Regions from separate parts of the Homo sapiens genome. Here regions 1, 3 and 4 are each linked to region 2. Evidence: chromatin loops called from intact Hi-C (ENCODE). Cell type or tissue: CD14-positive monocyte. All regions are shown on one strand. Each heading gives the region's core, and the rest is flanking DNA. Links, peaks and the distances in the headings are about the cores only.

What was found. Peaks named below come from ENCODE experiments on the same cell type or tissue, not always from the same donor. Only the 100,000 strongest peaks of a DNase experiment are listed, where the experiment ranks them.
Region 1: it touches region 2 in a loop (2.2-fold over the local background); 70 of 110 quality-filtered maps call a loop at or near these places.
Region 3: a loop joins it to region 2, with 7 times the contacts of the local background. A loop is called at or near these places in 3 of 110 quality-filtered maps.
Region 4: a loop joins it to region 2, with 2.2 times the contacts of the local background. A loop is called at or near these places in 10 of 110 quality-filtered maps.

Annotation. Positions count from the first base shown.
Region 1 is chr21:44,930,825-44,937,199 of GRCh38, forward strand. It overlaps LINC01547 (long intergenic non-protein coding RNA 1547), which reads right to left. Exons shown (of 4, transcript NR_027128.1): 2 at 4,803-5,066; 3 at 4,110-4,272; 4 at 2,460-3,544. Among named protein-coding and RNA genes, the nearest start is that of LINC01547, 5.9 kb to the right of the region's middle. RefSeq lists an enhancer at 528-1,407 and a silencer at 1,737-2,106. In CD14-positive monocyte, for the core only: CTCF peaks have their summits at 1,987 (motif pointing left) and 2,191 (motif pointing right); DNase peaks (open chromatin) are centred at 527 and 1,997; H3K4me3 peaks cover 2,895 bases; H3K27ac peaks cover 2,539 bases.
Region 2 is chr21:44,813,905-44,821,759 of GRCh38, forward strand. SUMO3 (small ubiquitin like modifier 3) reads right to left here and starts at 4,158. Exons shown (of 4, transcript NM_006936.3): 1 at 4,044-4,158; 2 at 72-200. The coding sequence starts at 4,064. RefSeq lists an enhancer at 1,496-2,010 and silencers at 3,690-3,889, 4,070-4,649, 4,670-4,769. In CD14-positive monocyte, for the core only: no CTCF peak of the experiment used is centred there; DNase peaks (open chromatin) are centred at 3,867 and 4,227; H3K4me3 peaks cover 2,243 bases; H3K27ac peaks cover 1,164 bases.
Region 3 is chr21:45,633,564-45,641,418 of GRCh38, forward strand. No RefSeq gene overlaps it. Among named protein-coding and RNA genes, the nearest start is that of PCBP3, 6.2 kb to the right of the region's middle. RefSeq lists enhancers at 1-843, 3,358-3,487, 3,498-3,597, 3,618-4,135. In CD14-positive monocyte, for the core only: no CTCF peak of the experiment used is centred there; no DNase peak of the experiment used is centred there.
Region 4 is chr21:45,074,920-45,082,774 of GRCh38, forward strand. All of the region lies in intron 1 of ADARB1 (adenosine deaminase RNA specific B1), which reads left to right. Among named protein-coding and RNA genes, the nearest start is that of ADARB1, 4.3 kb to the left of the region's middle. In CD14-positive monocyte, for the core only: no CTCF peak of the experiment used is centred there; a DNase peak (open chromatin) is centred at 4,222; H3K4me3 peaks cover 392 bases; H3K27ac peaks cover 429 bases; H3K27me3 peaks cover 797 bases.

The DNA of each region.
Region 1 (6,375 bases), core at 1-5,000, 120 kb after region 2:
ACCCTTTCACACTTTAGCCATAGCAATGCCAAGCCCAGAGAGGCTGCAAGGCCCTGGGGAGAACAGAGGCCCCGGAAGGGGTGGCCAGCTGGGCTTCACTGCAGTCCTCACCAGACAGGATTGAGATTTTAACGTGTTAACTTGTTTTCTGTCTTTTCCAAATTGTTTATGGTAGCCATGCATTAATTTTATAATCAGAAAAGCATGTTATTATAACTCAAGTTAAATGGCTCCAAAACAAAAGTACCCAGACCCCAGAGCCTGCCCCTCTCTAGCTGGAGAGAGGGACGAAGTATAAGGAAAAGGAACGGAAAGCTGAAAGGACCCCCGGGCTCTGGAACCCGACCCAAGGGTGATGCCGCCAGGGCTACCAGGAAGCGGCTCCGTGCTGGGCTCAGCCGGTCTCCTACCCACCCCAGCACACCTCAGCCCCCAGCCTCTTCCTCCCGCGCCTCCCCCGCCCTCACCACTTCCTCTCAATGGTCCCTGGGGATTACAGCACGATTATTTTTATTGCAAGAGTTTCCCAATGCGGGAACTCACAGCCCCAAAGAGTTTGCATCTGAGCTTCCTGTAGCATCCTGGGGCACGGACAGGCGGAACCGGGCCATCAGCCGTCCCTGCGCACAGAGGCGCACAGATTGGATCCGGCCTCGCAGTCCCAGGAGCCAAGAGGGGAGGCACGCGTGCCGGTTCTCGGAAATTCATTATGGGAATGTGCGCGTTGTGGAGATGCTCAGACCGCGAACAGTACTGCGGGAACCCAAACGATCATTTTTAACCCCAGACGTCCCTGAACCAAAGCCAAAGTCTACAGGTCACTGGGGCAGAGGCCGCCCGAAACCAGCTGTCCCCTCCCGGCCTAGGCGCGCCAGGTCCCCGCCCAGCCGGGGCGATCCTTTGGTCGGACAGTGAGGTTGGGAGCCCACCGCACCCAAGTGCCGCCGCATCCACCCGGCGCAGGCGACCCCCGACGGGCAGCCGCTCACCTTCTCCTGGCCCCGGGCTTCAGGAAAACTGCCTGGAGGTGGCCGGGGTCTCCCTAGCGGAGGCTGGGCGGCGGGCTTCGCGCCTGCCTCAGTCTCCCAATCCGTGGCCCGGGGGATGGAGCCCGCTGCGCGCAGAGGCTGCGGCAGGTCCCAGCCAGGTGCCCTGGAACGTGGCTCCTCCTTCCCTGAGGCGCTCCCCTGGGCACGAGGATGGGTCTCGAAGCAGGAGGAAGCCGCCTTCCCTCACCCGCTGTCCGGAGCTGCTCAGCCGGTGCGCGGAGCCTCCCCCGCCGCGGACACCACGATCCGACCCCCACCCTGACCCCGACCCAGACCCCCACCGCCCGACCCCGGCCGTATTCCGTTGCGTTTGCTCCCTGCCAGCTCCGGGGCCACCACTGAGCACGCGCTGTGAGTAGGCGCTTCCTGGAGCTTTTCCTGGGGGTCCTCAGAAAAACCCCTGCCGTCCCCATTATAGAGATGGGGAAACTGAGGCTCAGGAAGGCCAGAGCTTGCCCAAAACCTGCGGTCCGCGGCGGGCAGGGATTCCACGCTCCGAGCCTGGCCGCCTCCCTGGGGCGCGTGAAGGGAGCTTTCCTTCCCCGGGAAAGGCCGGGGCCAGAGACCCGCACTCGGACCAGGCGGGGGCTGCGGGGCCAGAGTGGGCTGGGGAGGGCTGGGAGGGCGTCTGGGGCCGGCTCCTCCAGGCTGGGGGCCGCCAGCTCCGGGAAGGCAGTCCTGGCCTGCGGATGGGGCCGCGCGTGGGGCCCGGCGGGGCGGCCTCGGGAGGCGTCCAGGCTGCGGGAGCGGGAGGAGCGGCCGTGCGGGCGCCAGCGCCGTGGGTGGAGGTCGCCGTCCCTCCTGAGGGGCAGCCGGTGCATTTGGGACCCGGGAGCAGAGCCCGCGCCTCCCCAGCGGCCTCCCCGGGGGTCTCACCGGGTCTCCCGAGAGCGGAGGCCCCGGCTCCGCAGAAACCCGGGGCGGCCGCGGGGAAGCAGCGCCCTCAGGCGTCGGAGGAGCCCCCAGAAGGACCTCGCGCCTCCCCGCCGGGCTCCGACCGCCTGGGTTCGGTGCGGGACGGCCCAGGCCGCCAGGACCCCCAAGCGCAGCTCAGTCTGCGGGGCACGACCCAGAGGCCAGCAGCAGAGGACGGGGCCGGGGCCGGGAGAGGGCGGGGAGGGCGCTCCTGGGAGGTCAAGGCCAGGGCTAGGCTTTCAGGGTCATGGCCTGGCCCCTCATCCCCAGGGAGGTGAGGGGGCTCTGTGAGCAGAGGGGCCCCGGTGGAGAAGGCGCTGCTAGCCAGGGGCGGGGCAGGAGCCCAGGTGGGGACTTAGGGGTGGCTGAAGGGACCCTCAGGCTGCAGGGATAGGGAGGGAAGCTAGGGGTGTGGCTTGGGCAGGTGCTGGGGGACCGCGGGCGCCCTTTATTCTGAAGCCGAATGTGCTGCCGGAGTCCCCAGTGACCTAGAAATCCATTTCAAGATTTTCAGGAGTTTCAGGTGGAGACAAAGGCCAGGCCCAGGTGAAAATGTGGCAGTGACAGAGTATGGGGTGAGAACCACGGAGAGAGGAAGTCCCCGAGGCAGATGATGGGACAGAGAGCGGGGACCAGAATTTTTTAAAACGCATCTGAGATGCGTTTGGCAGACTCATAGTTGTTTTCCTTTCACGGAGAAAGTGTGGGCAGAAGCCAGCTCTAAAGCCCAGGCTGCCCAGCCTGCACTGGCAGAGCTGACGGAAGGCCAGGGCAGAGCCTTCCCTCCCTGTCACAGACATGAGCCCTGGAGATCTGGAATGAGGCAGATGTGCCCAGGGAAAGCTGATCCGCCCCGACCCAGGGCCCCCCGGGTGCCCCTTTGAGCGTGGAATCGTTGCCAGGTCATGGCTCCCTGCTATCGAACACCGGACATGGGTCGTGTGCTGCACCTGGCAGTTGCAGGACCGACACCCGCAATGCCTTAAGAGGTGATGACTGCCTTCCAGGGGCCTGGCTGGCTGACACTTTGCATGGCTCCTGGAGAAGAGGGATTGAGTGGAGTCCACGGGTCATGGCCACGTCCTGGGTGCTGCCTCTGAGGCAGGGCCCGGCTGGGGTGAGAAGGGGCTGGAGACAGGTTCCTGCCAGTTCAGCCTCTAACCGGTGGTCTTCATGCCTAGGAACCCACTGGGGGCTTATGAAACTGCAGGTGGCTGAGTCCTTGCCATGGGGTCTCTCCTTCAGCAGGTCTGGGTGGGGCCGGAGACTGTACCCCACAAAAGGTCCCAGGTGAGGCGGATGTGGCCTGGCGCTGTGTGGCTCTGGACCTAGTCCTTGGGCTTGGGCTGGCACCCAGGGCCTGGGCTTGAGACAGCTGTGACGCAGGCAAGCCATTTACCCCGTTTGTGGGGACATTACATCTTCCTAGCTTGGAACACACAGGCAGCCAGGGTTGTTATCCACATTCCTCCTCCATGTTCTTCTCTTGAGAACTTTTACCAGGTATGTCAGGAGCTGGGCTCCACCAGGGAGACTCAAGTGGAAAGCCCTCATCCTTGTCCTCCAGGAGACAGGAAAACCTATGGTTACAATTCCAGGGACAAGAGCGATGCATGTGAGGTGTGGCAAATCTCACTGTTCAACTGGAGAAATCAGAGACAGCTTCCTGGAGGCAGTGACACCTGGACAGGCTTCTCCACAGGAGGAAGCGAGTGAGAGAAGCCAACTGGGATGGACCCATCATGTAGGGGGAACAGTGCGCGCAGAACCAACAACCACCCCCACCCTAGGCCCAGAGCTCACGGAGAGAGCTGGGCCTCTCGGGGTGACTACATAGTTCCCTGCTGGATCTTAGGTCTTGTCCTTGGGCAGCTCTGCTGAGACCTCTATGCCTGTTCCAGGCTGCACCAAGGTTTTGTGACTATTGACCCTTGACTTTGAGTTGGGAGTTGCTGTATTTTTACTAAGGGATGGAGAGACACAGCCCCCAACCCCCAGGGAGCTGGGCTGGCTCTCCTATGGCTCAGCCCATAGCTCCAGCCCCAGGGATGTCCAGAGGATCAGAAAACTCCCTCCCTCCTTTAAAGCAGCTACTGGCAGAGTCCGTGGAGCTCTTGGGGGCTGGGAGACAGGCAGGAAACCCACCTGGCAGGCAGGCAGGAGCCCATGGGGGAGGGTTGATCTTTGATCTTCCTCTGATGGCCCAACGGGAACTGTGAGCACCCAGCCGCTCACTGGGACATCTCGGTGCAGGGAAAGGGCTGAAGCTGGCGCAGCCACGGCAGCATCCCCTCTCGTGGCAGTGCTCCTGAAACAGAGACGTGGTCTGGGCAGCATGCTGAAAGGCATTTCTGAATGAAGCCTCCTACTGACCTAGAGCCAGCACACACCACTCCAGGGGCAGAGAGGAGAGAGCAGGAGCAGGAGACAGTCCAGGGCAGAGGCAGGCTCTGAGTCCATGGAGACCCTCCCTGGGGCACCCCCTGCATCTGCAGGGGTCCAAGCCTAGCACTGGCTCTGCAAGGATTCAGCCACTCATACTGTGCCCCCCCAGCATGGGGCATCTGTGGGTCTCCCTGAAGGTGGGCACCTGGGCAGCCTTCCTGAGGGGTCAGAGCATCCTTGCAGGCATCAGTGATTCCCTCTGTCCCTTTCACCACTGGCCATGGCTGGAGCAGAGCAGCACCGCATGGTTTGGCTCTGGACAGCTGTGAGGCCCCATGAGGCCCAGCATGTCTGCAGGGGCCTCTCCTAGCCCCCTCTCTGCATTCTGAGGCTTCACTTGTTGAACAGAAAGAGGTAGCAGAATCCCAAATAAGAGTGCAACATGTCACCTACCAGCTCCAGCGCCTGGGGGCCAAGTGTGGACTCAGAGCTTCTGTCCAGCAGAGGCCCCTGATGTGCAGCTGCACCGAGACACCCAGGCAGGGCGTCACCTGCAAGGTCAGCTGCAAGGCTGGGACTGGGGTTTGTAATCGCTGTTGTCTCTTGGCCTGCAGGATCCTCACGCGTGCCGCTTCGGTCCTGATGGGCAGGACGCAGGTCTCTCACTAGACCAGTGTTTCCCTCTGTGAGGCCTGGAGAGGAGCCTTCTGGCCACTCCTGGGTACAACACGAAGGGAGAAGCAGACCTGAGTTTTTTATTTTTACTTATTTTTTTTTTTTTGAGACAGAGTCTCGCTCCATCGCCCAGGCTGGAGTGCAGTGGTGCGATCTCGGCTCACTGCAAGCTCCGCCTCCCCGGTTCATGCCATTCTCCTGCCTCAGCCTCCTGAGTAGCTGGGACTACAGGCGCCCGCCACCACGCCCAGCTAATTTTTTGTATTTTTAGTAGAGACAGCGTTTCACCGTGTTAGCCAGGATAGTCTTGATCTCCTGACATTGTGATCTGCCCGCCTCGGCCTCCCAAAGTGCTGGGATTACAGGTGTAAGCCACTGCACCCGGCCAGGCCTGAGCTTTTTATATACACCAACTGCCAAACATTCCACGTGAATTTCCTGAAACTTCTCTTTGGAAAGCTTCTGTTTGTATGTATAAGGCAATGTGCATGCCAGCATGTCAGTTACAGCAGGAGAGAGGGAACAAGCCATGTGGGAACTGATGGAGCCATGTCACATCCAGTGTCCTCTGCAGCCGCTATGGAGTGCCAGGAGGAATGAGGGGCAAATGGTAAGATCTTTATGACGTGAGAGAAGCCAGGTGCGGAGCAGGGAACAGTCAGGTTTAATTGGTGTGAAGAACAGGATCACTGAAAAATATTTTCTCATAGATAAAACTCTTTTTGTATAAAAGTCTACAGAATTGCGATAGGAAACCCATAATCATGGTTTCAAGTGGGCAGAGAACTAGGCTCTGGCGTCAGGGGAGGAAGGGGAACTGTTCACTGTCAACACCTTTTAGGACGTTTCCATTGGGATCGAAGGGTGGCTCACTCTGCCACTTTGACATAAGAATCACTTCTACCTAAGGCACTTGAAAAATGGCACAGGCAAGAGCATCATCGGATCTCTCCTTTTCTTCCTGAAGACAGGAGATAAAAACGCTCAGGTGAAAGATGCCTTCCCTGTACCGGGCGAAGAAAGATTCCTCTACAGGGAAGCACGTCATAGCCAACAGAATTCTGTACAGACATTAAAGTAATTAAAGTAATTCCTGTCGTTCTTAAGCCTCCCCACACGGTTTACTTTTCCACAACTGCCTCTTTGTTCAGCCTCCTGCAAAAGCACATAGGTTTCGTCACTTCTTTGGGTCTTTGCTTCCTTAGGAGGGTCCTGTGTGACATCAAAGTGACATTAAATTTGTATACATTTCTCCTGTTAATCCATCTGATTTCAACTTAGTTCCCAGGCCCAGCCAGGAACCTAAGAGGAGGGAGGTGGATATTTGCCTCCCCTACAGTATCGTGTACGT
Region 2 (7,855 bases), core at 1,445-6,444:
CTGGGGATGCCTGGAACGCACAGGACCAGTGCGCACACGGGGAGGCTCTGCGGGGGAGCAAGGTGCCGCACCTGCCTCTCGCAGTAGGCCTTCATCAGCTTGCTCAGCGGCGTGTGCCTCTTGATCTTGAACTGCACCACGGAGCCGTCCTGCCCGGCCACCTTCAGGTTGATGTGGTCATTCTCTGTCTTCACACCCTCCTGCAGAAGACACCAGAGACTGGCCTCAAAACTGTGTCTCAAAATAACCGCGACTTGAATGGGCAAGTCTTTAGGTAATTGTTGGCTTTTTAAAGTCATCAAAACCAACCTAATTCTTAAAATTCTCCAGCAATTCAGAGTCACTCGTGATGGTTTTATTTTTACACAGAATTTATTTTTAACTTCCACTTGTTAAGCATCCATGTGTAAAACAATGCAAGCCTAGGGTCCTCTGACATTGTTAATTCAAAGAAAAAAACAAAGTCTAGGGAAAAATAAGAGAAAATCCATCTTTATTTTAAAGTTATTCTTGTGGGCTGGGCACAGTGGCTCACACCTGTTATCCCAGTACTTTGGGAGTTGACGTGGGAGGATGGCGTAAGCCCAGGAGTTTGAGACCAGTCTGGGCAACAGAGCAAGACCCCATCTCTTTTTTAAAAAATTCTTATGAAACCAGTAAAAACACATATCCAAAAGTCATGCAGCTATACAGCACTAGTAAAAGAAACCAAAAACAGAAGAAAACATTTGTGACTCAGAGGAACCCTATGGGACATTCAAGTGGTGATTTCGGGAATCCAACTGAGGACGGCCACTCCCCACAGCAGGCGGCCAGGCTCCTTCTCGCTGCCCTGACATCAGCAAATGTGAGGGAAGCCACCTCCGAGTACTTTCTGGTTTCAAACTGTCCTATCTGAGCGGCAGTAGGTGGTACTATTTTATTTTTTAATTCATGCCATACTTGAAGCTACTCAACAATGGCACAATCGGGGTGTCTTGTTGCCTGAAAATGCATTTTGAGTTGAGGCAAAAAGCTGATGTCAAGAGACTGGGAGCCAACTTCGGGGCAGCTCAGTCTGAGCCGAAAAGTGGGGCACCCCTCTGCCGGCCTGCACTGCTGGGATAAAGTCGTTTGTGAGTGAAGCAATGAGGCAGGGCCCTCCGGCTCACTCTGAAAGTCAAGTCTGGGGCGTCCTGGTACCCTTTCACCCCATGCTGAGCTGCTGCCCTCAGGAAGCACTGTACATCACACGCCTGTTCTCTCCACTTCTCCTTTCCTTCCCTGGCTGGGAGAGGGACAACTGTCCCAGCGATGCCTAAATACAGGGAGTGGGATGTAGAAGGCTCGCCTGAGGGTGAACCCAGGGACTGCACCCATGCTTGCTTCCCTGGGGTATGCACCCTGGGGAGACCCTGGGGAGGCATGGTGCTCTGTCAAGGGAGCTAGAGTGGCCTGCAAGGGGCCTTGGCAGTGAGGGGCTCCAGCTGCGAGCCTGAAGGTGCGTGTCCTGGGGCGGCACTCACCCCCCGACTCCAGTCTTGGGCCAGACACCCCTGCCCACTCCCGGGATGCCAGTGGCTTGGCGGCAGCCTGAGTGGTGAGCTGGCACACCCCCATCTCCCCATCCCGAATGTGGCCTCCAGCACAGAGACAACTGGCCTAGGAAGGAAGAGCATGCAAACAGCTCCAGGCAGGATGGAAGTGGGGACCCCTGCATGAGCCCCCTTCACTTCCCCAAGCATGAGGATGCACTGGCTTCTTTAGGGAAGGAAGGTATGAGTGTGTTCAAAGGCACAGATGCAGGGCCCAGACGTCCCCCACAGGGTAATGGCTGCAGCCCCGGGGGGAATGGCTGCAGCCCCGGGAGAGGCTGGGGCAGGGCAGGGCCGGCCACAGTGCCTCTGCTCCAAACAGAATGACGATCTGTCCCAGACCCCTGGTGAATTCCTAATAAGCAAGTGAACTCGTGAGTTAAAAAGTGAAGCCCTAAAAACATGGGCCTCAGTTTGCTACAGTCAATCCTCCACCTCAGCTATCCAGGGAAGTCAGAACCATTCTCCTGCCTGACCTAAAAGCTCTTCTTTCCAGCACCACCGGGCCCCAGAGTCCACCTCTTCCCCTTCGTCAGAGCCCCAGAGGGCAGAGCTGCTCCCACATGGGCTCAGAGGGGACCCACCAGAAGCGGGGCCTGTGAGGTGGCAGCCACTCAGTCATTCTGGAATTAAACAAGTGTTTTCAACGGAACTGGAGCCTGAGATTGACCACATGGCAGAGCTAAGTGTAAATACTGCTGAGAAAATTAATATCATATGTATTTTATTACATTTACTCTTCATTAAGAGGAAGCCACCTACAAAAACATAAAGGACATTTATATTTGACCTAGTTTTAACAAGTATTTAAATATTCAAACAACCCCAGAGTGGGAGAACTTTGACTTCACTGGAGTCAAAATGTAAAAAGCAAAGGTCACCCCAAATGCCATCTGGATAGGGCAGGTTTCCCTGGAGTCTGACCACAGCAAGCAGAGTGCAGACTTCCATAGAGGCCGCGACCATGGTTCCTGACGGTTCCATCCCACTTCCCGCCAGTGTCTGGCACTGAGCCTCCACCCTCATCTGTAAAGGGAGGGTGGTCACCTCCAGGACCAGGCCAGTATCAGAGACAGCCTCTTTACAGAGCCTTCAGCTCTAGTCATCTTCCACTGGGATGTAACATAGAGGCCGACAGTGCACACCAAGGGCTTCGGAAAGGTTCTCTTTTTATGAACACTGGAGAATGCGACTACAGACCCTCCCGAGAAGGAATGGCCAGTGCACCTGAATGCAGGGTGCATACCCCAGGACTGAGACTGGAGGGAGGCACACCCCAGCATGGCAATGGGGGAGACTAAAGCCCACCCAAGGCTGGATAAGGAGGGGTGGGCGCGCATGGTGGGGGAGGCGCAATGCAGAGAAGTGGGCGCACACCGTGGGGCGTGATAGGGAGGGGTGGGCACACACTATAGGGGGCGTGATGGGGAGGGGTGGGCGCACATCGTGGAGGGGGTGATGGGGAGGGGTGGACGCACACTGGGGGTGTGATGGAAAGGGGGACGCGATGGATAGGGGTGGGCGCACACTGGGGGACGCGACGGGGAGGGGTGAGCACACACTGGGGGTGTGATGGAGAGGGCGACGCAATAGGGAGGGGTGGGCGCACACCAGGGACGCGATGATGGGGACGGGTGGGCGCACACCAGGTGGCATGATGGGGAGGAGTGGGTACACACCATGGGGGGCGTGATGGGGAGGCGTGGGCGTACACCGGGGGGCGCGATGGGGAGGGGTGGGCGCACACCGGGGGACGCGATGGAGGCGGTGGGTGCACACGGGGCGCGATGGGTGGGAGTAGGTGCACACTGAGGGCACGATTGGGGAGACACGAAGGAGAGGGGTGGGCGCACACTGGGGGACGCGATGGCCGGGACACGATGCGGAGAAGTGGGTGAATACCGGGGTCGCGATGGGCGCCCTGGAAGGACGGCAGTGCTGCTCACAGGGGCCAGGCCCCTCAGAGCGCGCCCCTTGGGGGTAACCCCAGACGCTTGTTCCCGAGCCGACTCCGTGCACTCGACACAGGATCCCGCACCCAGGGCGATGCCGGGGGAGAGGGCGACCCCAACCAGCAATGACTCAGGAGAGGAGCACGCAAAGACGCTTCGGGGACACTGCTGGGGCGGGATCCGAGGGCGCCGCGCTCTGCAGGAGCAGCAGCGCGGGGCCCGACACCGGGCGCTCAAGGAGGCGCTGGGCGCGCGCCTTCCCAGCTGGGGAGGAGACGGGCGTGGAGCGGAGGCGTGGCCAGGCCCGGAGGGGGCGGAGCTCGCGGCACAGCGCGCTTCGCGGGGGCAGAGGGGGCGCACCTTGGGCGGGCCCACTTAGGGGCGGGGCTCTAGAGGGCGGGGAGGGGCGGAGCCTGTCAGGGGCGGGACGCGGGGCGGAGTCGGGGTGGGGGCGGAGCCGGGCTGGGGGCGGGACGCCCGCGATAGACGCGCGTGCAGGCGGGGTCGCCGCGCTTACCTTGGGCTTCTCCTCGGACATGGCTGCGCGAGCGGCGCGGGGAGGCGGCGCGGGGGAAGCAGCGCGGAGCGGGCGAGTCACGCTCTCGGCCCCGCCGCTCTCCCGCCGCAACTGTGCGCGGGGCCGCGCTTTATCCCCCAAATCCCGGCGCACCCGTTGGCCGGCACGGGGGTCACGTGGCTGCGCGCGTTCACGAGGCGCGCTCCCCGGGGCGTCGGGCGCGCGCAGGCCGGGCCGCGGCTCTGGGCGGTTGGAGATGCGTCACGGGGCGGGTCCCGCGCGACCCCGTCGGGCGCGGAAGCCCTAGGGCGCTGTGGGGCGCGGGCCAGGAGCGTTTACGGGGAGCCCGGGCCCTGGGGACCCTTGCCCGCCTCCCCGCGTCGCCCGGGCCCCGACTCCTTTCCTGGGGGCCGCGTTCCTGGGGCGCCGGGAAGTGAGGCCGGGGCCGCCGCCCATGGCCGCAGGGACCTGGGGCGGAGGAGGGAGGACGCTGGGGGTGACGTTCCCTCTCAGGAGCCGCGGACAGAGCGGAGAAGGCGGCCCGCGGGGTCCCGTCCGCGGGGGCCGCGCGAATCGGGCCAGCACCCTAGACGATTGGGGGCGCCACCCGCCTCCCTGCCGCCGCGGTTTCCTGTCAGCCCCAGGCCGGGCTCCTTTGGCCAACGCTCCTACGGGGCTGCCCCGGGCCCTCCACACCCGTCCTCAAGAAGACCCGTTTTACCTGTGAAGAAACTGAGGCACTGGGAGGTCAAACCACCCCCAGGTCAGCGCTGGTGAGCGGCGCCGAGCTTGGCCAGGCCGCCACGTCGGCGAGCGCGGGCAAACCCAGGCTGGACGCCGCCAGTGCCGGCGGAACGGGGACCTCGTGGACGCGGGAAACGCGCTGGGCCGGCAGGACGGCCTCCCCGGACTTGCGGGCGCCATTCCTGGGGTGCCTGGCCCGCCCCGGCCTCCATGTCTGTGATCCCAGGGCCTCGGATGGAACGGACCTGAGGGCGGACACCCCTGCGTCCCTCAGGAGTGCCCGGGTGGTGCCAGCCGGGGCGTGGCGGAGGTCTCATCTGATGGTGAGCCCGGCCGAAGGCGGGGGAGGCCGCACTTCAGGCTCAGCTGGGAAATGGCAGGGCCTGGATTTGAACCTAAGCGTCTGAGCCGTTTCTGTCCTGCCTGGGAAAGGCTCAGCCAACTGAGCAACGTCGCAAAGCCATGGAGACAAGTCTTCATGGACCATAACTTCACAAACCGTCTTCTACTCAAAAATTCACTTTCTTGGCTAGAGCCCCCACTTAGGAGGGGGAAGGCTGCTGAAGTCTTTCGGGGAGAGGGTCTGAGAGTCAGCCCCAGTCCCAGGCAGGTCATAAGGTGTGGTCCCTTCCTTCTGGAACCTGGAGCCCAGGGCCTCAGCAGAGGATGTGGAGGTGGGTGGCCAGCTCAGACGGTCCTGGGAGGGGGCTCCGCAACCAGCCCCTTCCGAGGGGACGTGGCGCCTCAGAGCCCACAGATTGCTGGCCCTGGAAGTGCCCTAGGGCAGGCAGGGTTCAGAGAGTTATCGACTCCAAGACACCGTTAATCATAAAACAACACGACCGTAGGTAGCACAGACACACTAAACTCCGGCAGGCTGTGGATGACGGCAGCCCGCTTCAGTGTTGTGGAAGTGAGAAACACGCAGCTTAGAAATCATGAGACACAGAACCCAAATGTGTTACCGCTCGAAATTACGCCAGTTGCTGTGTCACGAAGTGATGCGTGACTACAGTCATGGATAAGGGAAAAAGAGGCTCAGATGACATTAGGTTTTAAAAAGCCAGGCTATAAGACAATGGTGGTCTGAATTCAATTCATGCTGTGTCTGTCTCCCACACTGTGACCTGCCCCGAATCCTTCATGTGACAGCAAAGATGCAAAAAGGCTCTGTCGCAGCTGTGGGGACACAAAGGACACCGCTGGTGGACCGAACGCCAAGAGGTTTCTGAAGGACACAGCCAAAGGGGATCGAATGGACGGAGGAACCAGAGCTCAGGAAAAACCGTGGCCTACCACGAGCACAGGGTAAAGAACCCAAATGGCCAGAGCCCCTCCGGAGGGTCGCCACACCTGGCGATGGTCCCAACAAGAAGACTCATGAGAAGGCAGGGAACTGGCAAATGAGTAACAGCATTGCTGACATGAAAGCTCGACCCACATGTGACTAGGAGAGGGGTCCTGGCTGAGGACGCAAAGAACTGCGAGACAAAGTCACAGGACTCTCCCATGATGGAGAAGTTAAGAGAGGAAAGGTCAGGGCTGGGCTGGGTGGCTCATGCCTGTAATCCCAGCACTTTGGGATGCTGAGGCTGGTGGATTACAAGGTCAGGAGTTCGAGACCAGCCTGGTCAACATGGTGAAACCCCGTCTCCACAAAAAAATTAGCCGGGCCTGGTGGCGCATGCCTGTAATCCCAGCTGCTTGGGAGGCTGAGGCAGGAGAATCGCTTAAACCCAGGAGGCAGAGGTTGCAGTGAGCTAAGATCGTGCCGCTGCACTCCAGCCTGGGCAACAGGGTGAGACTCCATTTCAAAAAAAAAGAAAAGAGAGAGGGAAGGTTGGAAGGCCGAGACACCGGGCATCAGTACAGGAAGGGCTACGTCCACCTGACAGGAGCTGCAGGAGAAGGTGGAAAAAAGGAAACCAGGACAAAATCAAAGACAGAATTGGAGAAAATATCTCTGAGGCCAGGCACGGTGGCTCACGCTTGTAATCCCAGCACTTTGGGAGGCTGAGGCAGGCGGATCACCTGAGGTCAGGAGTTTGAGACCAGCCTGAGCAACATGGTGAAACCCCATCTCTACTAAAAATACAAGAATTAGCTGAGTGTGGTTGTGTGTGCCTGTAATTCTGGCTCCTTGGAAGCCTGAGGCTGGAGAATCAGCTTGAACTCAGGAGGCAGAAGCTGCAGTGAGCCAAGGTCGCACCACTGCACTCCAGCCTGGGCAACAGGGCAAGACCCTATCTCAAAGAAAAAGTAAAAATAAGAAATTTCTCTGAACTAAAGAAATATTTGACTCCATAAATGGAAAGGGCCCCTGAGTATCCAATGGCTGAGTGAGAAGACTGACACAGATGCTTGGCATGTGAGGAGAAATCCCTGAGGCGTTCAGAGACGTTTCTACTTACAGTTAGGGAGGACTGGTTGCCTCAGACAAACCCAACAAAAATAGCCCAAAAATCAGTATAAAATATTCTTTAAATCTGTTTAAGGCTATCAGCTACCAAAAGAAGTCTTTCTGTGAGGGGCAAAGACCTTCCCCCACCTCAAAAAGAAAAGGGAAGAGTTTTTTTCCTTTGAGGCACTTGGTGATTAGTATCCTGTGTTAGCCTAGACTTCCATAAAAACATACAGACCGGGGGCCGGACGCGGTGGCTCACGCCGGTAATCCCAGCACTTTGAGAGGCTGAGCCAGGCAGATCACCTGAGGTCAGGAGTTTGAGACCAGCCTGAACAACATGGAGGAACCCCATCTCTACTAAAAATACAAAATCAGCCGGGCATGGTGGCGCATGCCTGTAATCCCAGCTACTCGGGAGGCTGAGGCAGGAGAATCGCTTGAACCTGGGAGGCGGAGGTTGTGGTGAGCCAAGATAGCACCATTGCACTGCAGCCTGGGCAACAAGAGTGAAACTCTGTCTCAAAAAAAAATAAATAAATAATACAGACTGGGCAGCTTAAACCATTGATAGTTATTTCCCAGCCTCCAGACAGTTCTAGAGACTGGAAGCCCAAAATCAGTGAGCCATCAGGGTTGGTGTCCGGTCAAGCCTCTCCTCCCAACT
Region 3 (7,855 bases), core at 1,677-6,676, 820 kb after region 2:
TGGTGGGACTGAGAAGAACGCCGTGCTGCCGTTCCGGCCACGCCGGTGAAGTGCTTCCGGTCCCCGTGCTGGTGGGACTGAGGAGAACGCCGTGCTGCCGTTCTGGCCACGCCGTGAAGCGCTTCCGGTCTCCGTGCTGGTGGGACTGAGAAGAACGCCGTGCTGCCGTTCCGGCCACACCAGAGAAGTGCTTCCGGTCTCCGTGCTGGTGGGACTGAGGAGAACGCCGTGCTGCCGTTCCGGCCACGCCGTGAAGCGCTTCCGGTCTCCGTGCTGGTGGGACTGAGAAGAACGCCGTGCTGCCGTTCCGGCCACGCCGGTGAAGCGCTTCCGGTCTCCCTGCTGGTGGGACTGAGGAGAGCGCCGTGCTGCCGTTCCGGCCACGCCGTGAAGCGCTTCCGGTCTCCGTGCTGGTGGGACTGAGAAGAACGCCGTGCTGCCGTTCCGGCCACGCCGGTGAAGTGCTTCCGGTCCCCGTGCTGGTGGGACTGAGAAGAACGCCGTGCTGCCGTTCTGGCCACGCCGTGAAGCGCTTCCGGTCTCCGTGCTGGTGGGACTGAGAAGAACGCCGTGCTGCCGTTCCGGCCACACCAGAGAAGTGCTTCCGGTCTCCGTGCTGGTGGGACTGAGGAGAACGCCGTGCTGCCGTTCCGGCCACGCCGTGAAGCGCTTCCGGTCTCCGTGCTGGTGGGACTGAGAAGAACGCCGTGCTGCCGTTCCGGCCACGCCGGTGAAGCGCTTCCGGTCTCCCTGCTGGTGGGACTGAGGAGAGCGCCGTGCTGCCGTTCCGGCCACGCCGTGAAGCGCTTCCGGTCCCCGTGCTGGTGGGACTGAGAAGAACGCCGTGCTGCCGTTCCGGCCACGCCGGTGAAGCGCTTCCGGTCTCCCTGCTGGTGGGACTGAGGAGAACGCCGTGCTGCCGTTCCGGCCACACCAGAGAAGTGCTTCTGGTCCCCGTGCTGGTGGGGATTGAGGAGAACACGGGTACAGCTCCACAGCTACCTTTCCCGGGCCAGAGGCTGGGCGGATCTGCCCCAGGGAAGACCCCACATCTGCTGCGGCGGCTGCAGTCCGGCTCCTTGAGGCTGGTTTCCTGTCCCCTCCTTCCCACTACGTCCCCTTCCCACCAAAGCAGTGACATCAGCTCCATCTAGTTTGAAAACAGAGGCTGGTTTGAGGGCTGGAGCCAATTAGTTATCACATTAAAATGTGTGCTATCCCTGGGGAACTTCTTGCAAGGTTTCACTTCTTTTCTTTTTTCAAAGAATCGCACTCTTGTTGGCGGGGACCAGCAGAAGACGGAGACGTTTTTCCATAACCGGCTGCTGCTGTGGGAGCCGTGGGCTGGGAATGCAGCCGAGTCTCCTCTGGGGCATGTGGGTCTCCGAGGCTGGAGTTCTCAGACGGTGTGTGTGCATGTGTATGTGCTGTGGAATCTGTGTGGAGTGTGTATGTGTGTGATGTGCTTCTGTGTGATGTATGTGTGTGTGGTGTGTGTGTATGTATGTGTGAGGTATGTGTGTTGCGTGTGATATGTATATGTGTGATGTATGTTTGTATGTGATGTATGTGTGTGGTGTGTATGCATGTGTGGTGTGTGTATGTGTGTGTGATGTGTATGTGTGTATGGTGTACGTGTGTGTGTAGTATATGTGTGTTTGTGATATGTATTTGTGTGATGTTTGTGTATGATGTGTGTGATATGTATGTGATATGTATGTCTGTGATGTGTTTGTGTGTGATGTATGTATGGTGTGTATATGTGTGATGTATGTGTGGTATGTGATGTATGTGTGTGATGTGTGGTGTGTATGTGTGTGATATGTGTGTGGTGTGTGTACTATGTGCGTATGTGTGTGCTATGTGTATGTGTGGTGTGTCTAATTCATAGTATGTGTATGTGTGTGTGGTGTGTGTGATATGTGTGTGATGTGTTTGCATGTAATGTGTGGGGTATGTGATATACATGTATGTGTGTGGCATGTGTGATATGTGCTTGTGCATGTGTGCAGTGTGTGGTGTGTGTGTATGTGAATGTGTGTGGCGTGTATGTGTGTGGTAAACAGGTGTATGTGTGTGATGTATGTACACATGATATGTGTATGTGTGTATGTGTATTCATATGATGTGTGTGGTGTGTGTGAATGTGTGTGATATGTGTGTGATGTGTATGTGTATATGTGTGGTGCGTGTGCATGTGATATGTGTATATGTGTGATGTGTGTGGTGTGCATATGTGTGATATGTGTAAATGTGTGATGTGTATTTGGTGTGTGCATGTGGTGTGTGAATGTGTGTGATGCGTGGTGTGGTGTGTGAATGTGTGCGATGTGTATGTGGTGTGTGTGATATGTGTATGTGTGGGGTGGTGTGTGTGTGATGTGTGTGTGGTGTGTGTGATGTGTGTGTGACGTCTGTGTGGTGTGTGTGTGATGTGTGTGGTGGTGTGTGTGTGGTGTGTGTGATATGTGTATGTGTGTGGTGTGGTGTGTGTGATATGTGTATATGTGTGACGTGTGTGTGGTGTGGTGCATGTGATATGTGTATGTGATGTGTGTGGTGTGTGTGTGATGTGTGGTGTGTGTGTGTGTGATATGTGTATGTGTGTGATGTGTGTGGTGTGTGATGTGTGTGTGGTGGCATGTGTGTGGTGTGTGTGTGATGTGTGTGGTGGCGTGTGTGGTGTGTGTGATGTGTGTGTGGTGTGGTGCATGTGATATGTGTATGTGTGTGGTGTGTGTGTGATGTGTGTGGTGGTGTGTGTGTGGTGTGGTGCATGTGATATGTGTATGTGTGTGTTGTGTGTGGTGTGTGTGTGATGTGTGTGTGGTGTGTGTGTGATGTGTGTGGTCTGTGTGATGTGTGTGTGATGTGTGTGGTGTGTATGTGATGTGTGTGTGATGTGTGTGTGGTGGTGTGTGTGATGTGTGTGGTGTGTGTGTGGTGTGATGTGTGTGTGGTGGTGTGTGTTGATGTGTGTGTGGTGGTGTGCGTGGTGTGATGTGTGTGTGATATGTGTATGTGTGTGATGTGTGTAGTGGTGTGGTGTGGTGTGTGATATGTGTGTGTGATGTGTGTGGTGGTGGTGTGGTGTGTGATATGTGTATGTGTGTGATGTGTGTGGTTGTGTGTGTGGCATGATGTGTGTGTGGTGTGGTGTGTGATATGTGTATGTATGTGGTGTGTGTGTGGTGTGTGTGTGATGTGTGTGTGCGATGTGCGTGTGGTGTGCATTTGTTTGGGGGAGGGCTGTGCATTTCTGCTCTCAGCTTGGCCCCCAGCAGCCAGCAGGGACTGCTCTCCTCTGGGCCCCCACACACACGCAGTGGCGCCCCAGCTCCACACCTCTTTCCTGCATTCACGCTGCCCCCTCGCAGCCCTCCCAAAGGGCCGCCAGGCACAGGGCCATGGGCATGCTGGTGACCGGGCACAGCTTCTCCAGCCTGGAGCCTTCCCGTCCTTGGTGCCGTCCTGCACCCGCAGTCTGTGCCGGGGAGCTCAGCGCCCTGCCACTCCGTGTGTCCAGTAGCCCCCGGACCGCGGTGCTGGCATGCTGCTGCTCCACCGTGGTTGTGGTTTGGACAGGACTGCTCACAGGATCAGCACAGCATGCTCTGCCTGCCGCAGAGGGATAGCGACCCGAGAGAGAAGGAACAGCAGTAGCATCGTGCGTGGGTGCAGCAGTGGAGCCTGCTGGGGTGGAGTTGAAGCTGCTCTCTGGCAGGCCCTCTTTGAGCAGCTGACAAGCACCCTCCGTGTAGTGTCCATACCAGCAGAGTGAGTGCCACCAGCTCCTTTGGGGGCCTTTAGGCCAGAGGTGTGCAAGGGTAGACCTGCTGAGCTCCAGGAGAGAGCCTGTGTGGGCCAGGGCTGCTGACACGGCAGCCACAGAGCTGGCGGTTAGTGGGGCAGCTGTGGCATGCGGTGGGGCCGACCCCACAGAGCCTCCCTAGCTGGAGCGGCCTGGAGCACCCCTGGCTCTCCACGATGGCCGGCCCCGGGACTCGGGAGTGGACAAGCTGGAGCGCCCCTGGCTCTCCACGATGGCCGGCCCCGGGACTCGGGAGTGGACAAGCTGGAGCGCCCCTGGCTCTCCACGATGGCCGGCCCCGGGACTCGGGAGTGGACAAGCTGGAGCGCCCCTGGCTCTCCACGATGGCCGGCCCCGGGACTCGGGAGTGGACAAGCTGGAGCGCCCCTGGCTCTCCACGATGGCCGGCCCCGGGACTCGGGAGTGGACAAGCTGGAGCGCCCCTGGCTCTCCACGATGGCCGGCCCCGGGACTCGGGAGTGGACAAGCTGGAGCGCCCCTGGCTCTCCACGATGGCCGGCCCCGGGACTCGGGAGTGGACAAGCAGACTCCTCCACCTCCACCTGTCCTTTCAGTATTTAAGTGGGGACCCGCAACGGGCGGGAAAGGAGAGACCAGTGCTGACGGAGCTAGGGACGCCAACAGATGTGAGAGCCACGTCTGTGCATTTCCAGGAGGCCCCATCATCTGGATGTCAGGCAGGGAGGAAGGGAACCTGCCGTGGCAACCCACCTGCTGGGTGCATCCTGTTCTCTGGGTGTGGGACTTCTGACTCGTTCACCTGGGAGGCCAGAGGGCAGTACACACAAGCCCTCCTGACCTTGGCTTTGTTCCCAGCCTTTGATCATAGGTTTGCAAACTCCTAGGCTCCCCAGGTACCATAAACGCAGAGACTGGCCTAGTCCTAGGTGGTCCGGGGGGTGGCAATTGGGAGAGAGGGGGCTAAAAAGAAGCCTCTGTGAGCCAGACTCAGTTCCTACGCTCCCCATTTGTGACTGCAGCTACAGTGGACGGTTTTGCCCCCTTAATTTACATTTTAATGGTGTATTTCTCATGATTTATGTTCTTGAATTTTCAACATAAAACACTTATCAGAGGTCGTTGGTTGCAGGGAGACTAAATGCATGTGTATTTATTTTCCAGTCCAGTAAAGTAGGAAGGCAGGTGCTTGCTAAACTGTGGCAGAGGTGGGACACCAAGAAATTTGGGGTCCTAAGTAAATAAAGGCTTGGTGGGCTGGGCCAAGCCTGTCCCACCACTCTCTTTCTCTTACGGGAATACTCTGCTGAACAGCTCCACATGTTTAAATCCATCTCTACACTCTACAGATATTACAGAGGATTACTCATGTCAACAGAGAGGTTTCAGGTGGCCCTAATAAAAAAGCAGCAAATGGATATAAAGTCAGTCTTAAGGTGTTACTTGTCGGTAGGCAAAGCAAGGGCATCTGCAGCACGCCCCACCTGTGCTGGTCTGCCCAGCAGCTGGTGGGCTTTCTTTGTGGGATTTGGAAGCTTTGCATTTCCCCCTCCAGTCTCTTCCTGAGAACCCAGCAGAGGTTGGAGGGAGGGTGGGAGTGACGTGGTGGCTCGGCACCAAAACAAAGAGTTGTTCTAATTTTAGAGTCTTAATGGTGCCCGTTGAGGCACACAGAGAAGGGGCGGAATTCTGGCTACCTCTGAGCTGAAAGTCTTCCCAAAATAAAAGGAAGGTCTGGATGACCCGTGACGTTTCTGGTGCATGTGTGAGGTGTGTGCATTTCTTCTTTATGCAAAATATAAGAAAACTTACATATAAAAAAGACAAGGGGGGAGTGCTCTGTGTGCAGTGGGGGAGGGGCCCAGAGCAGAGGAGGACTGCTCCCCAGGGCTGAGAGGCACCTGAGGGCGCCAGGGTGGCAGCAGGAGCTCTTTCCTCCCTCTCTGTCTCTGTCTCTCTCTTTCTCTCTCTCTCTGTCAGCAGTGACTCATGGACCCCAGGGCCTGAGATGTCTATCCCAGTTGTGGAGATGCCAGTCTGAGGGGCAGGCCAAGGATTCATTTGCTTCTTAGCGTGAAGAGCTGAGAGGACACAGGACCCATCCCTCGTCCATTAGGGATCATGAGGGCAACTGGGGGAGTTCTGGGTGCTTCTCCACAGCCAGATATTAGAGACCCTGTGATTATTTTCTGCTAAAACCAGGGCACACTGCCAGAGAAGCCGATGGGCTGCTCTATGTGAGACTCCATCCAATTCACTTCCAGGATGTTTTACCCTTTGGGGCAGAGCCATCTGCTTCCGTGCATGGCTTGAATCCAGCTTACCAACATTGATAACTTTTTGTGCCTATGACAGGGACAGATGTCACTGCCAGCCCCTCATGTCGGCAGAGCAGGCACTCCCCATCCTCTCTGTGTTCATTCTATGCTGGGGAAGGGGGCTGGACACTGAAGGAGTGGCCGGGATGCAGAAGCAGTGCAGAGTGTGCTTCTGGGAGACACCCGGAAATCAGGGCAGCTGTGGGGCACAGGGCAAGGGTTACCTTGCCAGCCCCGAAGAGGAGAGGTGGCTGCAGCCCCACCTACACCAGATGCCTCTCTCCGTCCGTCCTGGGTGTCTCTTTCCATGCTCCACTCATGCCCACTGCCCTTCCAGATCACATTTCCAGGAAGTGCCCTGTTCTGGGTGTCACCATCACCCAAGCTGGGGGCACCTTGCAAGCCTTCTGGCCATGGCTTGCTGTCTCTCTGCAGGGTCCCAGGCCCAGGCCAGGGGCCAGTCAGGCAGTGCCGCATGTGGGAGCTGCCTCTTCAGCAGGGGGACAGGGGAGAGGGCATGAGGGGACCCCTGAGCTGCTTCACCTAATCCAAGTACAAACACCACAGCACCAGGTAAGTTAGGTCAGGTGCACTTATGATGAGGCTGATATAAAAAGGAGGAAGCGGAAGTGGGAACTATTTTTAGTTTCTGTATTTCCCTAACCAGGGCAGCTGGCACAGGGATTGGCTTCTTGGTCTCTGATTTCCACTCCAGCACTTTGGCCATCAGAGGATCCTGTGTGAGCTCAGCTGAGCCAGCCCCAACACCCCCCAGCAGCTTTTGGTGGGCAGTGGCAGCGGTCCCTGTGCAGGGCAGGAGCCTGGGGAAGCAGGGGCTGGGTGCTGCTGGTCCCTGGAAGAAGGACTTCTACCCCAGTGCTTTGTGAAGAGGACATGAGGGCAAAGTACTAATTTGCCCCTAGGTAACATGTGTGCTGGGGTTGTAGGCTGAGGTAAGGGTATGAATTCTGCCTGAGGAAAGGCTCAGCCTGGAGTGTAGTCCTGCTGAAGGCCAGAGACCACACACTCCACCCAGACTCCGGATCTCCCTCCCCAGCAGGGGGATGGAGGCCCTGCCGCTGGGAGTGCTGGTGTTATGTGGAAGGGCTGGGCTTCTCCAGGGCTCCTGGGAGGCCTAAACATCTTGCAAGGTTTTGACGTTAATTACTATTATGATTGCTTTCTGTGTGTTACTGTTTTCCCCACACTTTAGCCAGCTAATGTGGAGCTACAGAAGGCCCTCGCCCCTACCCCTCCAGATGTCCCAGCCCATGACAAGCAGGAAGGCCGGGTGCTGGGAGACTTCCTGGGGCTGGATCTGACATCATTCCAAGCAGATGATAACCTGCCTTCCCGATTTCCAAACCCACAGCAAGACACCCTGGAGTTATTTATAAATGCGAGCCCCTGGGTGCACTTCTGACGGGACCAGCACCCTGACGGCCATGAGAGGGTGGAGACAGCGCACCCCGAGCTCAGGGAGGCAGGAAACTCTGGACCTGGAGGCCGGGCACCATGAGGGACACGCTGCAGGCCCAGCTGCTGCCGCCTGGGGCGGGGCTGCCCTGCAGGCTCCGGGAAAACCCAGAACCAGGCCGGATCAGCGTGTGTCAAGAGGCGGGGCGTGAGAGATGAGCTGCTTTTTTTCTTCACAGGGTTGGCAGGAACTGCAAATAATAGAAAGTCTTTAGGGTCTAACACGCTGCCCTGAAAACACTATCATTACTTTCCTAATGACTAACTGTGT
Region 4 (7,855 bases), core at 1,196-6,195, 260 kb after region 2:
GGAGGGCGCCCGCGGAGAAGCGAGGGTGCCGCGGCACCGCCTCGCACCCACCCTCCTGGGTCGCCCGTCTGCTCCGGCGCTCGGCTCCCGGAGGAAGCTGCGCCCGGGCGGCCCCGCGTCCCCTCCCGAGGGCGCCGAGTCCGCGTGGGATGCGCCGCGCTGCGCCGCGGGGAGGGCAGGTGCGCCGGGACGAGGCTGCGCCCTGGGGACCGAGACTGCGTTTTGGGGAGGGGACGGTGTGCCCTGGAGATCGGAGGCTGCGCTGGGGACGAGGCTGCGCCCGGGGACCAGAGGCTGCCCCGGGTACAAGGTTGCGCCGGGGAACGGGAGGCTGCGTTGGCAACAAGGCTGCGCCTGGGGACGGTAGGCTATGTCCCTGGGGAGACGCTCCGCCCGGCATGGGACGCTGCGCCGGGGGACGGCAGGCTGCGCCCGGGATGAGGCTGGGCCCGGGCAGGGGAGGCTGCCTTGGGAGGGGACGCTGTGCCACGGGAGTGGAGACTGCGTTGGGGACGAGTCTGCGCCCTGGACGGTCCTGCGTGTCCTTCCGAGGGCGCAGTGTCCGCGCGGGATGCTCTGCGCCGCGGGCGGCCCGGGCCAGGGAAGTTCCTGCGGGTGCCGGGCGTCTGCAGCGATCGGGAGCAATCTGGGGCAGTTGGGGGCCCGAGGTGACTTTTGACGTGTTCACATCAGAAGGAAAATTATTGCGTGGTGGATGGGTGCGAGGGAAGGTGTCAGATTGGGCTGTGGACGCTGAAACGTGTTGGAGTCCCGATTTACACGCTGGAAAACCTAACCTAAAACGTGTTCCTGTCCAGGTTTCTATGTCGGAGATCTGCACCGTGGTGTTTAGTTCCCAGTTAATATTTTTGGTCAGCAGGTTTGGGCTGTTACTTCTGATACAGGCATTTTACTTCCTTCTTACTAACCATTATTGCATTCCGTTCTCGAAGTATAACGAAAAGTGGCATGATATCAAACTTGTTTCTTTAACGTTTAACTCCATAATTAAGATGATAGAACCGTAGTTTTTTTAATTGAGAATACAAATATGTATTTAATCCTCTTTGTTTCCTCTTAAATTTTGCCGTATGTTTTATTGCTTCGAAAGGTGCCACCCAGAGCTGCATTTTCCAAAACGCTAGGTTGTCTTAAGAGCAGTTGTTTCTAGGAGATAGAAAAGCTAATTGTCTTTTGATGACCATCTTTTCCTTGGGGTTGAGACTGCTGTATCCTTTTTGCCTGCTGAGGGTTTCCCAGAGGGGAAAGGGAGAAGGAAGAAAGGATAAAAGCTTGGCTGATACAGTTCCTTCTTGGATAAGAGAATTAACTGTCTCTCATTGCGCGGTTCCTCCGGAGGACAGGGTCCAGTATGCATGGACAGCCACAACGGGGGCTCGGTAAGTATTTGATGAGACAGGCTGAGCTGGGTGCCTATATCTTGCCTGTGGTGGAGAGGATGAACTCACACAGACTCTGAAAGGAATGCATTGTCTGTGAGTGATGCCCTGTTAGATGTCTGAGGGTTCCTAAGACTGGGTATATCCCACTACATCTACATCACATTTGAAGCTGTAGTTGGAAAGGAAAAAAGGAGGCCCTCCTGCAGGGACAGGGGCTTAAAAATAATCGATCCAGCTCTGAGAAATTGATGACACATGTGTCTCTGGTGTGACGTGCTCATGCAGTTGTTACTGGGAGGCCAAGGGGGAAGGATTAGCTATGAAGTGATAACATCATCCACAAAAAACATCTTGGCTCAGAGGCTAATTTCACTTCCTCGTGAATTTATGTATTGTAAAACATTTGAATTCTTTTAGATTTTTGGAATAAGAATTTTTTTAACTTCTATTTGTCCAGTGAATGCATAAAACAAACTTAATCCATTTGACAAATACTTGTCTGTGGCCTGTTATGTGCTAGGCCTTCCCTGTTTTAGGCCCTAGGAGATACAGTACTTAACAAGATAGGTAGAGATCAAAAATGCTTCTGGCATAAAGCAGTACATTTGTATTGATAGATTTAAAAAGATAAGCAAGCACACAGTACCTACAGAAAGGTAAAGCCTCATTCCACTCCATCCCTGGGCACTTGGTTCAAAGGCTGCACCCAATTGTGTATTGTCCTAGCAGGAGTCAAAGTGTGTATTGTATATGTTTTAATATATGACAAACCTTGCTATAGTGCATATTCTTACACGTGGGTACAAGCAAAGCCTACTAATTAGTTATTATCAAAATTTCTTAGCTGTAAGTTTTACTTAAGAACTGGGTTTTATTCCCTTGAATGCTGTGATTAGCTCTGTGATCAAACAATATAATTCAAATAGGAGGTAGTTAACTTTGGAAAGAAATAGATGAAGTTACACATTTACCAGCCTATAAAAAAGTTTAGCAAAGTTATCAAGCTTAGTTTGAAACCAAAAAGCTCAGAGAGGTCCAATTTTATTAGAAAACTCAATGGTGGCCGGGCGCGGTGGCTCACGCCTGTAATCCCAGCACTTTGGGAGGCCGAGGCGGGTAGATCACGAGGTCAGGAGATCGAGACCATCCTTGCTAACACGGTGAAAACCCGTCTCTACTAAAAAAATATAAAAAATCAGCCGGGCATGGTGGTGGGCGCCTGTAGTCCCAGCTACTTGGGAGGCTGAGGCAGGAAAATGGCGTGAACCCAGGAGGCGGAGCTTGCAATGAGCTGAGACCGTGCCATTGCACTCCAGCCTGGGCAACAGAGCGAGACGCCGTCTAAAAAAAAAAAAAGAAAAGAAAAAGAAAACTCAGTGGTTTTCTGTGTCAACTTTCTAAAATAGGAATTTCTAAATCTGTAATTTGGTGTGATGGAAATGGTGTTAAAAAAAAACCCATATTATTTTGTATGTTCATAATATGTGAGGTAGGAAAAGCAAATGGGAAAATTAAAAATTGTCCAGTGAAATCATTAAGATTCCTTCCTTATTCCTTGAGTGACTTTTCTTTCCAAGTTGACAGCTTTTTATCTGGGGTGTGGACAGGGACAGCGCAGTAGCCCACAGAGGTCTTCGTGGCAGGGCTTACCGCACCTTCCATTTGCAGAGTTTTGCTTCATCCATAGCTTGACAGCTGTTGGGCTAGGGCCATTAATATCAAATTATCACAATTTTTTTTTTTTGGTAGTTTGATTAGTACTGCTTGCTGCACTTTTCCACCTGTATGCCTATAAGATGTCCTAGGCGTACACAAAGAAAAGTGACTTTGGTTTTAGGTTTAACGTCTTTGTGATGGAACAGGAAGGGGGATGAAAGTAACTCTGAGATACCTTGTATTTTTATTGGAAGTACAGTGAAATGGAAGCTCTACTTGCTTCTAGTTTGGTGATTTTGGAACCTGGTTCCATTTCATTTGCTTGTTCATCCAACAGGCATTCACCCATGCATCCTGGCCCAGGTACTGTTCTAGGTATTGGAGATTCAGGATGAGCCTGATGAGGAGAGTTCCTGCCCTCAAGCGGTTCATTTTCTTGGGAAGGAGGAGAGCAGTAAACAAGCATTTGGTGTCCTAACTGCTTCAAAGGGCAAATGAGGCAGGGTAGGTGAGAGAAGGTCAAATAGGTGGTGAGGATGGAGTGAGCTGGGCTGAGGTCACGGCAGCAGCAGCCTCTCAGGCACAGGGAACTCTCGGGTGAAAGTCCCTGAGCCTCCTTGTAGTATGGTGGTCACCTCAGGGAGGCCATTGCTGCCAGAGAGGCTGGGCGAGTGGTAGGAAGTGAGATGGGAGTGGAGGAGAGCTGCATCTTGGAGCACACAGGCTGTGGTAAGGAATTTAGATTTTAAGTTTGATGGGAAGCCTTAAGGGAGCCTTTCTTCCTTCCTTGCGAATGACATGATCTGATTTATCTTTAAAAAGTACCACTCTGGCTGTTGGGCTTACAATATGCCAGGCTGTTTTAAGAGCTTTACATATATTAATTCATTTATTCTTATGACAGTCCAAAAAGTAGGCATTATTATCATTATTCCCATGTTACAGGGGGGAATACCTAGGCACAGAGTGGTTAAGTGATTTACCCAAGGTCACACAGGAAGTGGCAATGGCAGGATGTACCCTTACCTCCTTACTGCAGCTTGCTTTTTGCACCTCCACTACTGCAGACTGGAGGAGGAATATCAGCAAGGAGATCAGTTAGACTTTTGTGAAAGCTGGGTGACTGTACCGGCACCTCAGACCAGGGCGGAAGTGGTGAGATCAGATTCAGCCTACTGAATTTCAGCATTTGTAAGATGCCATCATTTTTAAGTTGCATCATCATTTCTTATGCTGCTAACAAAGGGAAAATGTAGCCAACTAGATTGTGACACAATGCTTTCTTGTTACCCAGCATTCATTTATACTCATTGAAAGAGCTTAGACTAAGCATTGACTTTTAAAATCATATAATTCATGCACTTTCATAAAAAAGGAAAATACAAGTAAAATAAAGTAATTCTGAAATTTCTTCACATCTAGAATCTGATTCTTCCAACTCAGCTTTTGACTTGGCGTTGGTGCCAGGTATGAGATAGGGAAGTCTGGGAAGAGCCAGTGTTGGGATTTGAACATGTGGAGCTTGTGACTGGAAGGCAGCCCAGCTCAGCAGCTCCACTCAAGGGCCAGATCTGGAGGACGAGGGTTGGGTCATTGTGCAGCTACTTCCTAGATGATCTTGAGCAAGCAGTCTAATCTCTGTGCTTCAGTTTTCTCATCTATAAATTAGGAAGAATAAAAGCAACTTGTCAGGGTTGTTGAGTTGCTAATGTAAAGTACCTAAAATAGTACCTGACTAACAGTATTTAATGGGGCTTACTTTGCTTATTATTTTTATGATTAGTTATCTGAGTAGAGAAAGGTGAATATGGATGGAAATTCAAGGTCAGGTTCAAGAAGAGGTTGGGGCCAAATATGTAAATTTGGGAGTCATTTGCATATTGCTGATCTATGAGGCATACAGTATGGATACAGAGGAGCAGGAGATGAGGAATGGCCTGGGAGCTTTTGGCAAGCGGTCCACATTGGGAGGGAGGGTCTAGCAACGCCATTGAAAAGGACTCTGTTTGAAGAAGGAAGAAACTAGTGAGAGTCTAGTGGCCTGGAAACCAAGACACCGAGGGGTTCTTTTCTTCTTATTCTTCGTGGGCTGGAGAGTTTCCTATTGGCTTTGATAAGAGGTGGTTGTGAGTGACCTTGATAGGTTTGGAGTGGTGGGGAGAGGAAACAAATAGAGTAGAGGTGGGAACATCAGTGTAGACGACTCTCTAGAGGAGTTCTGTTAAAAGGGAAGAGTCATGGGATGGTGGCTGGAGGGGACATGGGTACAGGAAGTTTTTAGTTGTATTTTTAAATGAGAGCGATGATAGCATGTTATGAGCTAATAGGAATGATCCAGTAGAGGGAAACATTTATAATATGCCAGGAAAGAGGATAATGTTGGAGCCAAGTCCTTGAGAAGGTGAGAGGGAGGCAGGAAGAGCAGGGATGCTCAGCTCTAGAAGGGAGGCGGGACTTCAGGAGGGAGGCAGGACTTCTGCACGTGGGAGCCTGGACTCAGAAATATTCCTCAAGACATGCTGCCCTTTTGAAAGGAGGATAGGAAATAAATCATGGTTTTGTCCTCAGTCCTAAAAAGTTCGGAATCTCACCCTAGGACTCAGGATCCAGCTTCTTACCAGCTTGTGCTGAACATGCCATGGGGCGTACTTACGGAAAGATACATGTGGAAATGGAATTTTTTATTTATTTAAAAAATTCACTTTTCTCTAAAAGTATTGTTACCTGGAGGTTGGCACCTTTATTCACCAAATTCAGTACTCAGAGGACTAGAAGACTCGGTGCCTGATTTGTGCTTGATTTGCCTAGCTGGGAATTTCAGTTTTGCATTTAAGACGACTCCCTCACCAACCCTACCCCCAGAGGAAAGCAGGTATTGTTGCTTTGGGCCTGTTGCATGTATATGTTTATGTTCCACTGGGTCAGCAGCATTCAGTGAAACACAGTTGCCTGTTAACTTGGTAAAATATCTTAATTGCATGAGTTTTGATTTGTTTTTGTGATTATTTGATTTTTTCAGGTTTGGAGTTTCAGAACACCCATCTTCTCAGTAGTTCAGCCAATGCGATGAAATGTGAAGAAGCCTTCCCCAGCTTCCTTGCATTCTCTCCATCATCTGTGCAGTGGAGAGTAGTTCCCACTGCTGTGGAAACATTTTCCCTTTGCTCTTTTCTCTCAGGGCAGGCTTTCCTGAGTGCCTGCTCTGTGTGAGTCATCGTGGGAGGATGCGGTGGAGAAGGACAGGGAGGAGGTCTGTGCTTCTTTGAACTGACATTCTGGTGGAGAAACTAAACAGATCACAGAGGCAGACACCGTGCCTCACAACTACACACGGACCCGGCTTATGATGGTTCCAGTAACAATTTTTGACTTGACTGTGGTACCCATACAGTCATTCTGTTTTTCACTTTTGGCATAGCATTCAATAAATTGCATGCGATATTAAGTACTTTGTTATAAAATAGGCTTTGTATTAGATGATTTTGTTCAATTGTAGGCTAATGTGAGTGTTCTGAGCACCTTTTAGGTAGGCTAGGCTAAGCTTTGATGTTTGGTAGGGTAGGTGTATTGAATGCTTTTTCAGGTTAGGATGTCTTCAACTTGCGATGGGTTCATAGGATCGGAACTCCACCGTCAGTCAAGGAGCACCTGTGCTGTCTTTATTGGCATGACCGAGGAGACAGGGCTGAGGTAGATGGCATCAAGAGGGTGGCTCCTGGTGGAGGTATGATGTTCTGGGAAGGCCTCTCTGAGTGCGATGTGGTACGCTGAGGCCCAGAGGGAAAGCATGAGCTCATGTCAGGAGGGGGGACAACAGCCTTCTGGCTAGAAGGATAGCCTGCCAGAGAGCCTGCTTATTAGAGTGGCCAGGATAGGACCAGAACCATTGTCCAGTCAGGGGCTAGGAGGTGAGGCTGCAGAGACACAGGGGCCAGGTCCTGCAGACTCTCAAGAGTGCAACAGGAAGAATGGAGGCCTGGGTTGGCACTGTTGCCATGATTTAGCGGGGCAGAGGTGGCAGAACTGGAGAAAAGAGAGCAGGTGTGAATTCTTGGTTGTGGGCAATAGATCAGGTCTTGGAGACAAGGGAAGTGGAGGGACCAAGAAGGGCTCTTGGAGCTCTTTGGATGGTGATGATGTGATGATGCCACGTTCCAGAGGATCTCAGGTTAGGAGTCTTCAACTAGAGACCTCATTTTGTATTGGGTTCTGTTTGAGTCTGCAAAGCAGTTGTCATCTAATATGTGACTAGCAGAATATTTGTTTGTATAGATACCTCTCAACTTACGATGAGGTTCATAACTTAAATATATTGTCAGTTGAAAATGCATTTAATACACCTAACCTTCAAAATTCAAAGTACACTTTCTATTAAATATGTATCACTTTCACACCATCATAAAGTAAAAAAATCATAAGTCAGACTGTTGTAAGCCAGCGTCTGTCTGTACCTTCCCACGGCCTACAAAATTTGTAATGCATTGTTTGTAAAACACAGACACGTGCATTTAAACTTTTATTAGGTAGAACTGGCTCTTCTTCAGGGTCCTTGTAATTAAGTCAGTTATTCCTCTCATGACATTCTTGTAGGAGGTCTCATTACCCCTATTTATCAGATCAGAAAACTGATGCTAAGGGGCTCAGTGACTTCCTAGGAAAGCTGGATAATGTTTAACATTTATTAAGCTCTTACCATGTGTCAGACATGGTAAAGTGAGTTTAATCTAGTTTAATCCTCATGATGATCTTAGGATGTTGCTATTAAGGGTCACTGTCATCATCCCTTTTTACTGATA